2 separate regions of the Homo sapiens genome follow, and region 2 is linked to region 1. Evidence: chromatin contacts called from ENCODE Hi-C or POLR2A ChIA-PET data. All regions are on one chromosome and are shown on one strand. The core of a region is the stretch at or near the end of the contact, and the rest is flanking DNA. Distances in the headings are between cores, read along the strand shown. Region 1 overlaps ZZEF1 (zinc finger ZZ-type and EF-hand domain containing 1). Region 2 overlaps ANKFY1 (ankyrin repeat and FYVE domain containing 1).

What was found. Hi-C counts contacts between places; a loop is a spot of excess contacts on that map. ChIA-PET counts read pairs that join two places held with the same protein, here RNA polymerase II (POLR2A). Pooled maps may share reads with other maps.
Region 2: a loop to region 1 is called in a pooled map, with 2.3 times the contacts of the local background. The contact joins two enhancer-like sites. A Hi-C loop is called at or near these places in 1 of 50 pooled maps. POLR2A ChIA-PET finds 5 or more read pairs at or near these places in 2 of 52 experiments (A549 and activated T-cell).

The regions. Positions count from the first base shown.
Region 1 is chr17:4,070,725-4,076,258 of GRCh38, forward strand. It overlaps ZZEF1 (zinc finger ZZ-type and EF-hand domain containing 1), which reads right to left. Exons shown (of 55, transcript NM_015113.4): 22 at 4,539-4,705; 23 at 4,373-4,454; 24 at 3,426-3,627; 25 at 1,884-2,032; 26 at 1-200. Among named protein-coding and RNA genes, the nearest start is that of ZZEF1, 70 kb to the right of the region's middle. Within about 2 kb of position 3,552, at least 8 of the 41 ENCODE cell types and tissues checked have a DNase peak (open chromatin) inside an H3K27ac peak, as active enhancers do.
Region 2 is chr17:4,245,956-4,251,588 of GRCh38, forward strand. All of the region lies in intron 1 of ANKFY1 (ankyrin repeat and FYVE domain containing 1), which reads right to left. Among named protein-coding and RNA genes, the nearest start is that of ANKFY1, 15 kb to the right of the region's middle. Within about 2 kb of position 2,261, at least 12 of the 41 ENCODE cell types and tissues checked have a DNase peak (open chromatin) inside an H3K27ac peak, as active enhancers do.

The sequences.
Region 1 (5,534 bases), core at 2,302-4,801:
ACCAGAGCAGCAAAGGTGGCGTTCACAGCTTGATCAATAGTGGAACCAGCAACTATATCTGTCTTTGGGGCCTGTTTTCTACATGCCTGTATGAATCCTTTGAAAAGTTCTGAATATGGCCCACAGAAGTTCTGAGCAGGCTCTGACTGGGCAAAATCAAGAAGAAAATGGCGGCAGGGGTCGTCAGGAATGTTCTTAACCTGGAAACAAAAAATAAACCCATCACATTTAACACATTCATTCAAAAAATAAAATTTATTGAGCAAACTATTAGGCCAAAGCAGAAGTATAAAACACAGTGAACACTCTCCGGAAGTTTAAATCTATTTTAGGAAGACCAGACAGAGATATGAGTTAAAAAAAGATAAACATAAATAAAACATTAAAAGCATTAGAACTAGCATTCCCGTAAAGCAAAAGATTATCAAGTGCCAAATGCCTAGAAGGGATACCCAGTGCTGAGAATTCAAAGGAGAGAGATCCTGGTAGGTTAAAGTAATTAAGAAAAGCCTCCTGGAGGATATGGGCTTTGGCCTGGACCCTGAAGGATTGGCAGATTTGGCTCTGAGGAACATAACCATTAGCAGAGGTTACGAGTCAGTGGGGAGACTGACCTGGCCTGAAGTCTCAGCTGGGGAGTGATGGGAACTAGAGTCAGATAGGTAAGGTGAAAGGAGACTGCAGAGAGCCTTGACTGTCACATTGAGGAGTTAGACTTCACCCTGTGGGCAATGGGGAGCCATTAATGGTGCTTGGCAGTGGAATGACAAGATAATGCAGTGATTATAAAAAAAACTTGGTAGGTACGAATGTCATAAGGCAGGTGCAAATGAGGGCCCGGATAAAGATGCAGACAGAGGAAAGGACAGAGATGAACATCATGAGGAAGAATCCACAGGACCTGCAAGCTGACTGGACAGGAATGGGGAGACAGGTGAGGACAGGGGATGCTAGGGAGCAGTGGCTTCAGGCCTGGGGAACACTGACCACCACAGAAGTGACCGGTCTTTGGTTTTACACTTCTGAGTTAAGGGGAGTCAGGACATTTAAATGGAAATGCCTCACAGGAAGATGGAAACAGGTACTTGGAGCGGGGAGAAAACCAGACCTGGAGACTGATATTAGGAATTAGGGCCACAATGTTTGACAGGAGAAGAAAGTGGAGAGGATGAAGTCTTGGTGGGCTGTGGGGAAGGGAAGAAAGCCTGAATAAAGCCTACCCTTTAGGGAAGGAGGAATATGAAAAGTCAATGAAGGAGGCAAGTGGGCAGTCAGATGTAAGAGAAGACAGCGGACTAGCATGGATCCAAAGAAGAGAGGGTCTGAAGGAGCCAAATTTAACAGAGGCAAGGAGAACAGAAGCTGAGGAAGAGCCACTGGATTTGGCAATTAACTACTGAATAACGTGGGGCAGGGCAGGGAGGGGAAGGAAGAAAAGTAGAATACAGAAATAGAGGGAAGGAGAGGTGAAAAATAAAGACAGGGCAAACTTTTTAGTTTTTAAAATCTTATACACCTAAATCATGTGCTGTAATTCTAAGGAGAACAAAAGGTATAGCACAAATCATTGCTCTAAAGCTTGACTCAGTAGGCACTAGAAGTACACTCAATTGTTTGCCTGATAACTCCATCAACAGAGATTTACTGAGCACCTCCTACATTTCACCCAAGTCACGCATTCAGTATTTCTGAACACCTATTGCGCACTGGCCCCTGTGGGACACGGTGGCGTTAACAAGTTAACAAGGTATAGTTTCTGGCCTCAAGGAGCTAACTGCTTAATACGGGTAGTAAGATAGAAACACAAGTGTTTATAACTTAAAGTAATAAATACTTGCAGGCAGTTTCCAGTCTAAATAGAAAGAAAACGGAAGAGTAAATACCTCCTTACTATTCCGGTGTGGGTGAGTGGGCCAGCTTGCTTCTAATTCCAACTCTGGACAAACCTGATGCCTGAAGACAGGTTTCCACAGTGGGGAGCTTAGGACTAATGCCATTTTTGCCTGAGGTACTACCATGTTACTTCCTAACTCTAGAAAGAGAAGAAGACATATGACAGTTCTATTTTTGCCTTAATATATTGAGAATCTTTGAAATGAGAAAGAAAAGGTTAAAAAAAACCATGGATACTATTAAAACTTAGAGAAAGTTTACCCACATACCAGAATGTAATTGTGATACTTTGTAAACACATACCACAGATTAAGCTAAACCACCAAGTCCTGAAATACTGCTGCTCTGTGGAACAACTTCAGTTACAAGGTACCTTGGAAATGACTAATCTGTTTATAGTAAGCTGAAAATAGGATATGAACCATTTCTGGCATATAACACGAGGCCATTCAGGAACATTTAATTATGGAAAAACATTCACAATTTGTAAACTTAATTCTGTAGCAAATAATAAATATCCAGCATAGATGTGTTTAGAATAGGCAAAGAGAAAAGAATAGGTGGAAATAAAAATGCTAATAGCTATTTCTTTCTTTCTTGGAGAAATATTAAAAAAATCAGTTACTTCTGAGTGTTAGGATTAAGGATGATTCTATTTTCCTTTGTTTTTTTCCACTATGTAATTTTTCTATATTTTACTTCTAAAACTGGAAAAACTCAAGAAATGATCAAGAAATAAAATACAGTAGAAAGTTTTATTCTGTAATTCTTGTTCCCTGGAAGAATTAAATAAACAATTATACTGAACACATCTTTTTCCTTTTGTTTTAAGAGACAAGAGTCTCTCTCTGTTACCCAGACTGGAGTGCAGCAGTATGATCACAGCTCACTGCATGCAGCCTCTAACTCCTGGGCTCAAGTGATCCTCCTGCCTCAGCCTCCCAAGTAGCTGAGACAAAAGGCATATGCCACCACACCTGGCTAATTTTTACATTTTTTTTGGTAAAGATAGGGATCTCACTATGCTGCCCAGGCTGGTTTCAAACTCCTGGGATCAAGAAATCCTCCCACCTTGGCCTCCTAAAGTGCTGGGATTACCAGCATGAGCCACCTTGCTCAGCCCTGAATGAATCACTTTAAAACAAAATCCATAGTCACATATCTACATATATTTACATAAATATTCACATATTTAAAGGATATGCAATCAACTTATTCTATACTCCTGCCTTTTGGTTGGACTATACCTACACCTACTTGCAAAAAAATGACAATGTTGCCAAAAAAAAAAGCTGTTATCCTCCATAGACAGAGAACCCATGGCAGCCTTCCTGCTATGTTCCAAAGTCTAAGGCAAAAAGCTTCGTGACAATGGTATTGAGTGGACACTTTATTCTTTCGGTTTAAAGGAAACTGAAAAGGCGTATTATTAACCCCCTGCCATTACGTGGAAACGACCTACAAGAGGGCAAGCGCGCATCTTGCACTTCACCGTGGTTGTAAGAAGGGAAAGCACAGGGATGTGCACTTACGGCGCACAGACTTGAGCGCCATGCACTGGGAAGCCAGGCGTCCCATCAGCCGGGAGACGAGGAGCTGTAAATCCAGCCCCCAAGACACGGCAACATCGGGCAGCCCACAGGCAGTGACAGTGAATTTGTAGCCCCATTCGTTGTGACTGCTGTCAGAGTGAAAGAGGAACTGCAACCGAGGACCGGCCTTGAAGGTCACTTTCTAGAGACAAACAGAAATCATGTGGTCAGACAGATTAGAGGAGGAGTGCTTCAGAAATCAGCATGCTCTTCATGACGAGAAACATCTCAGTTTAAAATTGATCTCTATTTCCACATGTCCAAAATGACTAACGGAGAAATGTACAAAGGGGTGACGGAAACAGACCATTCACAGCCACACCCCATGAAGAAGGAGAGTTGGCAGAATACTGCTGCTCAGCTTTCTACACCTGGGGTGACCATCTGTCCACTACCGACTCAGCCAGTGGTCACATTTCCATGCCTCTGCTCCTGCCAAGACCACTGACCATGGAGAGAAGGTCAACAGTCTGAGGCAGTACTAAACCTCCAGCCCAAGAGCTCAAGCAGCTCTAACTGTGAGGCAGACTCTTGGCTTCCATCACATGGTCTGGGCCATCCTCCTAGACCCACCAGCACTTCTTGCTAAGGATGAAGGCTCTTCATTTACTCTAGACAACGCTGTCTGCTGCAACTACTCAACTCTGCCACTGCAGTGCCAAAGCAGCTATAAATGATAAACAGGCATGGCTGTGTTCCAAAAAAATTTGTTTACAAAACAGGTGACAGACTATAGCTGGTCAAACTCTGATATAAATCCTTCCTTTCACAAACGTGTAACATAAATGCCTCCCTTCAAAGACCTTACCTCTACTGCCCCCTGAAGGCTGACAAAAGGAAAAGCATTGGTGCAGAAGTAGGTACCTCTTTCTGGGACTATCACTCACCTTGGGCCATTTATCAGTGCCAACTTTTGTGTCATAGCGTGTTTTCCGACCTCTAGCGTCGGTAAATTCCAGATAATCATACCTGTGAAGGCATAACCTCTATTAGCTTCCTTCTCTCATTGCTGACCTATTAGCGCTTGGGGGTGAAAGAATATAGAAGTCTTACCTTTTTTCAGTTTCACACCTGTCATCGAATTCCACTTCAAAATAGGTTGCCCCTGGGCTAACAAAGACGGATACCTCATGGCAATTATTTTCATAGTTGTGGGCAGATTCCTTCGTCCACGTATGTAACACCACAGGCTGTTCCTGTTGCCAGGTCTCAACATCCAGCTATGATAACAAATGAGCCAGGGGAAAGAAAGGTTCTATCACTAGACACCTAGCCACATGCAGCAGACTGTTTCTCTATCAGTGCTCCAGGCAGATGGCCTTGACAGCCCTGCACAAACCAGCAGGCAGGCTCGAAGACAAACCTGACATTCCCATCTTCACACAGATCAACACACGTCCACCACGCAGCCGAGGAGATGTGCTTTTATTACACACAAAAACTCCATGACCAGCTTGTACCTTTTCGCTATGACAGAACTACTTACAAATCATTACCAGTGTGAATTCCCAGTGGAAAAAGTACTGAATGAGGAGTTTAAAGACCTCACATTCCTACCTGGGACACTGGCAAATCTGGATCTACTCTCCCTTCCTCTCCTACCCTTTTCTTTTGAGCGGGGGGTTGGGGGGGGGCCTTTGGTTTTTTACCTGTTAAATATAAATGCCTTTTCTACTGCCACAGAGTTGTGCTCTGTGGCACACAAAAGACACACAAGAAGAAGCTCACACAAGACAGTGATTAAACGTTATGTATGTATAATTAAGTAAGGGAGAAATTTCTTCTAAAGACAAAATGTAATTTGCCTTTCAACATACATTTTCTCTTCTAGACTTCAATTTTGTCACTCACTTACATGGTTTTTATATAACTTCATCAACTATAAAATGATGAGATTCATCTCTACAGCTTTTTCTGCGTCTCCTTTCTTTTTTTTTTTTGAGACGGAGTCTCGCTCTGTGGCCCAGGCGGGAGTGCAGTGGCGCAATCTCGGCTCACTGCAAGCTCCGCCTCCCGGGTTCACGCCATTCTCCTGCCTCAGCCTCCCGA
Region 2 (5,633 bases), core at 1,011-3,510, 170 kb after region 1:
ATCGCTGGAACCCAGGAGGTGAAGGTTGCAGTGAGCCAAGATCGTGCCACTGCACTCCAGCCTGGGTGACAGAGGACAGTCCGTCTCAAAAAACAAACAACAACAACAAAAAACAACCAAAGAAAAAAAATTATGAGTAATAGAGAAGACAGGCAATTAAGCCAACGCAGTAAACCCTGAGAGCACTCTGATAGGGGATACAAATGGAGTGTGGCAGGAGACCTCCTGGTTTAAGCTAGTGTAAAGAAAATGTTCCAGAAAAGTAGTATCTTACTTCAAAAGATTTAAATAAAGCCTGTATTTGTTTGTAGCATACTGGACCCAGAAAATGCAAGAGAAGGTTTCGATCTTTTATTTTCTTGGTCAGATTCTCCTTTTAAGCTTGTATCAGTCAACAGATTTGTCAAACAGACAAAGTACATAAACACAGTATATTTCTCTACGAGAAATACAAATAATTATGAGCCCAAGCCTCGCCCTCTCCTCCAAGAGTTCACTGACAATAGTATCAGCCACTCACCAGATGCTATGCAAGTCAGCTGAAAAGGATGGCTATAGTATATACCACATCTTGCTAGTTCAACCTGGTGGCTACAAAATTATATCCCACTTGCCAAGAGACAGCCCCCAAGTTTCCACAGTGGTAACCTTTTCTTCCATAAGCAACCTGAACCCTCTAACCTTGGTTTCAATCACACCATATTCTAGCCAACCTAAATCTTTTGCTCCTCAAGACCTCCAACCCAGCATGACTATAGCTGGCTGGGGAATTTCCATTTCCATTTCACTTAAACTGTTGATCTGCAAATATTTATGCATTAAGCATTTTGGCAGATTAGGAGGTGCCTCTTTTAAGAGTTAAAAGGGCAATCTAGGCTGGGTGTGGTGTTTCACACCTGTAATCCCAGCACTTTGTGGGTCCCAGGCAGGAGGATCTCTAAAGCCCATGAGTTTGAGACCAGCCTGGGCAACATGGTGAAACCCCGTCTCTACAAAAAAATACAAAAATGAGCCAGGGGTGGTAGTGGGCACCGGTAGTCCCAGCTACTCAGGAGGCTGAGGCAGAAGGCTCGCTTGAGCCTGGTAGGACGTAGAGGTTGTGGTGAGCTGAGATCGCACCACTGACTCCAGCCTGGGTGACAGAGAGAGACCCTGTCTTAAAAAAAAAAAAGAGAGAAAAAGAAAAAGAAAAAAAAATGACTGCAAAGTTGCTGATTCCTCTATCTAAGCCTTCAAATGGAGGAGATCCTGAAAGCTCTGTTTCAGCCATCTTCCCCCTCTCTGCTCTCTAGGAAACCATACACATTTCCTTAAATATCAGTTATACACATAAATTCCAAAATCTACAGCAACAGCCCCAGTCTCTCTACAGAATTCCTGATTCAAATATGTAGCAGCTGCCTGGACAATGACACAAGATATAAACTACCAAGGTAATGAGCAGAGAAGAAGCTAGATAAAAGGAGGGCTTTAGCATGATTTGGGGCTCTTAGTCACAAAATTACAGATGCTCCCCCACCCGGCAGCTTTTGTCGGGGGAAACCCAAAGGATCACTAATGCACTCAGGCAGCTTATGAGCACTTACCAGCGCTACTTCAATTGCCATACCATTTCACAGTATAATGGAGGAGTGCTTATGGCTGAGACATTACCAGCCCGTGGGGAATACTGTCTGCTTACAAACAGCAATGCAAATGTGTCCTTGAAGTGTCACCAAGCTGTACAGTTCTTACAAGAAAAAGTACAACATTATTCTGAGCAAAATGGAGAGAGAATTTACAGTGTGCAGGTTCTAGGGCCAGACTGACTGGGATCAAGCCCAGCCCCACTACTGCCTAGTTTTGATACACCTTAGGCAGGTGACTCATTCTCTTCACCTGCAAGGATGTTGTAAACACTGAAAGTACTAATACATGTAATAACCTTAGAATACAACCTGCTCTGCAGTAGGTGGTCAAAATATATTAGCTATTATTACAATTCTTAGAAAGGCAACCCGGGGTAGTCAGTCCTGTGTTGCAAGATTCTCCCTGCACACTGATAGCCCAGAGCTCGCATTCCAGAGTCTCACTGACTGGGTTTGACCCCAGCTTACCCATTTACTAGCTGTGTGACCTTGGGCAAGTTACTTACTTCCTCTCTGTGCTTCAGTCTTCTCACATGGAAAATGAGACTAATGATACTATCTTAGAGCAGGTGTCCCCGACCTCCAGGCCGTGGACGGGTACTAGTTTGTGGCATGTTAGGAACTGGGCCACACCCAGCAGGAGGTGAGCTGCGGGCGAGTCAGCATGACCACCTGAGCTCCGCCTCCTGTGAGATCAGCAGCAGCATTAGATTCTCACAGGAGCGTGAACCCTCCTGTGAACCGCGCATGCGAGGGATCTAGGTTGCATGCTCCTTATGAGACTCCAGTGCCTGATGATCTGAGGTGGAACAGTTTCATCCTGAAACTACTCCCTTCCCTACCCCATCTATGGACAAACTGTCTTCCACGAAACCAGTCTCTGGTGCCAAAAAGATTGGGGACCACTGTCAGAGAAGTACGTGTAAAGTCATTAGGATAGGTTAAATCACTCGGAACAGTGTCTGGTTTAGTAAGGCTTACCGCTGCTGCTACTCCTCTGCCTACTTATTCTTCATCAAGTGACCAGTTTTCAGCCGTGGTTTTTTCTTTGTCCCCTTCCAACTTTCATTTGAAAAGCAAGCCTAGAAATTTAATTAGCCGGGCATGGTGGCGCATGCCTGTAGTCCCAGAGATGATGCCACTGCATTCCAGCCTGGGTGACAGAGCAAGACTCTGTCTCAAAAAAGGAGAGGAGAGAGGAGAGGAGAGCAAACCTAGAAATTTAAATAATAGATAAAACCTAGAGTTTCACCAAAAAAGCTACGCTAAGTATCAGTGAAGAATGCCAGAAACTTCCAATTTTCTCATATTTCTTTCCAAATAATACCTATCTGTTCTCCATGAGTGCAGTCTATGATCAGACTTTCAATAAGTATTCTTTCTGATAGTTCATCACTCTTGAGTTAACAAAACATGCTTAAGACAAAAAAATCTTCATTCATTACAAATAGCCTAAAATAAAGAGTGCAATGTCTACTGCAAAAAAGTAGTTAATCAGCAAATTACCTCTTCAGAAGTTATATGGCACAGTCAGAAGAGAAACCAAGAATGATTTTTAGAACACTCTTCCTTCTAGGTCAGGAGTTGGCATACTTTCCGTACAGGGCCACATAGCAAATATTTTAGGCTTTGGGAGCCATACAGTCTCTGGGGCACTACTCAACTCTGCCAGTTGGAACACAAAAGTACAAATTAATGAATGTGGCTGTTTCCCTAAAAATACTTTATTTATGAACACTGAAAATGGAATTTCATATAATTTTCACATCATGATACATTGTTTTGATTTTTCTTCAACCAGGTTAAAATATTTAAAATATAGTTAATATTTATAAGTTATTTTTATATGTTACATCTATAACATATAAATAAATTCTTAGCTTAAGGACTGCATAAAAACAAGTCGACAGGTCTCAGGTCAGATTTGGCTGAGAGGCCATACAAGCCCTGTCCCCCTGCTGGTGATTTTAAAGAATTAGAACGTTAAAATGACAGCCAGAGCCAAATGAAAAGGGAAGAAAGCAGTTTATCTATCTGGAACACCTAGAATTCTGTAACCTCTCACTTCTTACCAAACTCTAATCCACAACAGCAGCCACTGCATCTTCAAGATATGCCTGTCTCCAAGCTTACCTCCTCACCCTCAGAAACAGGCTCACAGTAATGCCTCCCACCCCTAGACAAACATCTCTTCTCCACAGTTATGCTCTTGACTGCGCAGTCTATCATACACTTTGCCTTCTCCACCCATTTCTTAAGAGTCCTCTTTGGTCACTACTTCCTGCCTTACCTCCCTAACCTTCTGAAACTTGGCTTCAACCCACATCACTCTACTAAATAGTCACAATGATCAAATCACCCACTTTGATGACCTTTTCCTTATTCTTCAAGCTCCTCAACCTCTCTGTAGCCTCCGACTCTCAACCACCCCATTCTTAAAACTCTTGTTTTGGCTTCCTAACTCTGTACTCTAGCTTTCTTCCTAACCTTGTTACAGACCCTTCACCTCCTATTCTGACTACCCACTTTCTAAAACGGCACAGTGCTGCAAGGTGCAGACCTACATCTGAACTTTTTCTAAATTTTCTTCCCTGAACATGGTCTCATGCATACCCATACTTTACTGTCACTGCTATAAAAATGGACCCAAATCTCTCTTTCCTTCAACAGCTCCTGCTGAAAGAATGACTGACTGCTACTATAAACTCGACAAGTCCAAAATCAAACTTCATATCTTCCTCAAATCAAAGTCTTCTTCCTACTTCATTTCATGTTATCAAAGCTCTAGGTTACCAATGTACGGGCTATGATAATGCATTTTTAATAGTATACCAAACATACAAAATATTTAGAGATAAACTTAACAAAATGTGCAATGCATGCACACTGAAACTATAAAAACACTGCTGACAGAAATGAAAGGCAACCTAAATAAACAGAGAGTTATATACTACGCTCATGGATTGGAAGGCTCAATAGCTCAATATTGTTAAGATGTCAGGTCTCTCCAAATTGGTCTATAGATCCAATACCTTCCCAATAAAAATCCCAGCAAACTGTGTTTGTAGAATTTGAAAGAATGATTCTAATTTTTTTTTCTTAGAAACAGGGTCTCCCTCTGTCACCCAGGCTGGGGTGCAGTGTCCTGATCATAACTCACTGCAGCCTCGAACTCCTAGGCTCAAACAGCTAGAACTACAGGTGAGCACCACCACATCTGGCCAATTTTTTTGTAGAGACAGGGTCTCAGTATGGCGCCCAAGCTGGTCTTGAACTCCTGGCCTCAAGGGATCCTCCCACTTTGGTCTTTTAAACTGCTGGGATTACATGCATGCATAACCACAGACAGCTGATTCTAAAATTTGGGTGGAAATGCAAAGTTCCTAGAATAGCCAAAAAAATTCTGGGCAGGGGAAAGAAAAAGGTTTAGCATTTACCTGACTCAAGGCTGTGTATAAAGCTACAGTAAATAGGACAGCATCAAACTGGCATCAAGATAGATATCCAGAGCAATGGAAAATAACAGAATCCAGGAATAGACTTTGACTTATACAAATGATCTGACAATGGTGTGAAGGCATTTCAATGAGGAAAGAACAATGGGACCAGAACAATTGGAGATCCATATGAAAACGCAAATCCCTATTCCTAGACACCACTACATATAAAAACTAACTCAAAATCACATATCTAAACGTAAGGGTTAAAACTGTAGCCCTTCTAGAGTCAGATGAAGTCCCAGCTACTCAGGAGGCTGGGGAGGAAGGATCACTTGAGCTCAGGAGTTTGAGGCTATAAAGCACTATGATCACATCTGTGAATAGCCACTGCACTCCAGCCTGGGAAACCCCATCTTCCTGTCTCTTTAAAAACAAAAACAAAAAGAAAACAATTTTTAAAAATGAGCTTCAAATCATTGACAGGTAAAATTTTTAAAAATTAAATAAAAATTAAAAAAAAAAAAAACAAAAACTACAGAACTTCCAGACTAAAACATAGCAAAAA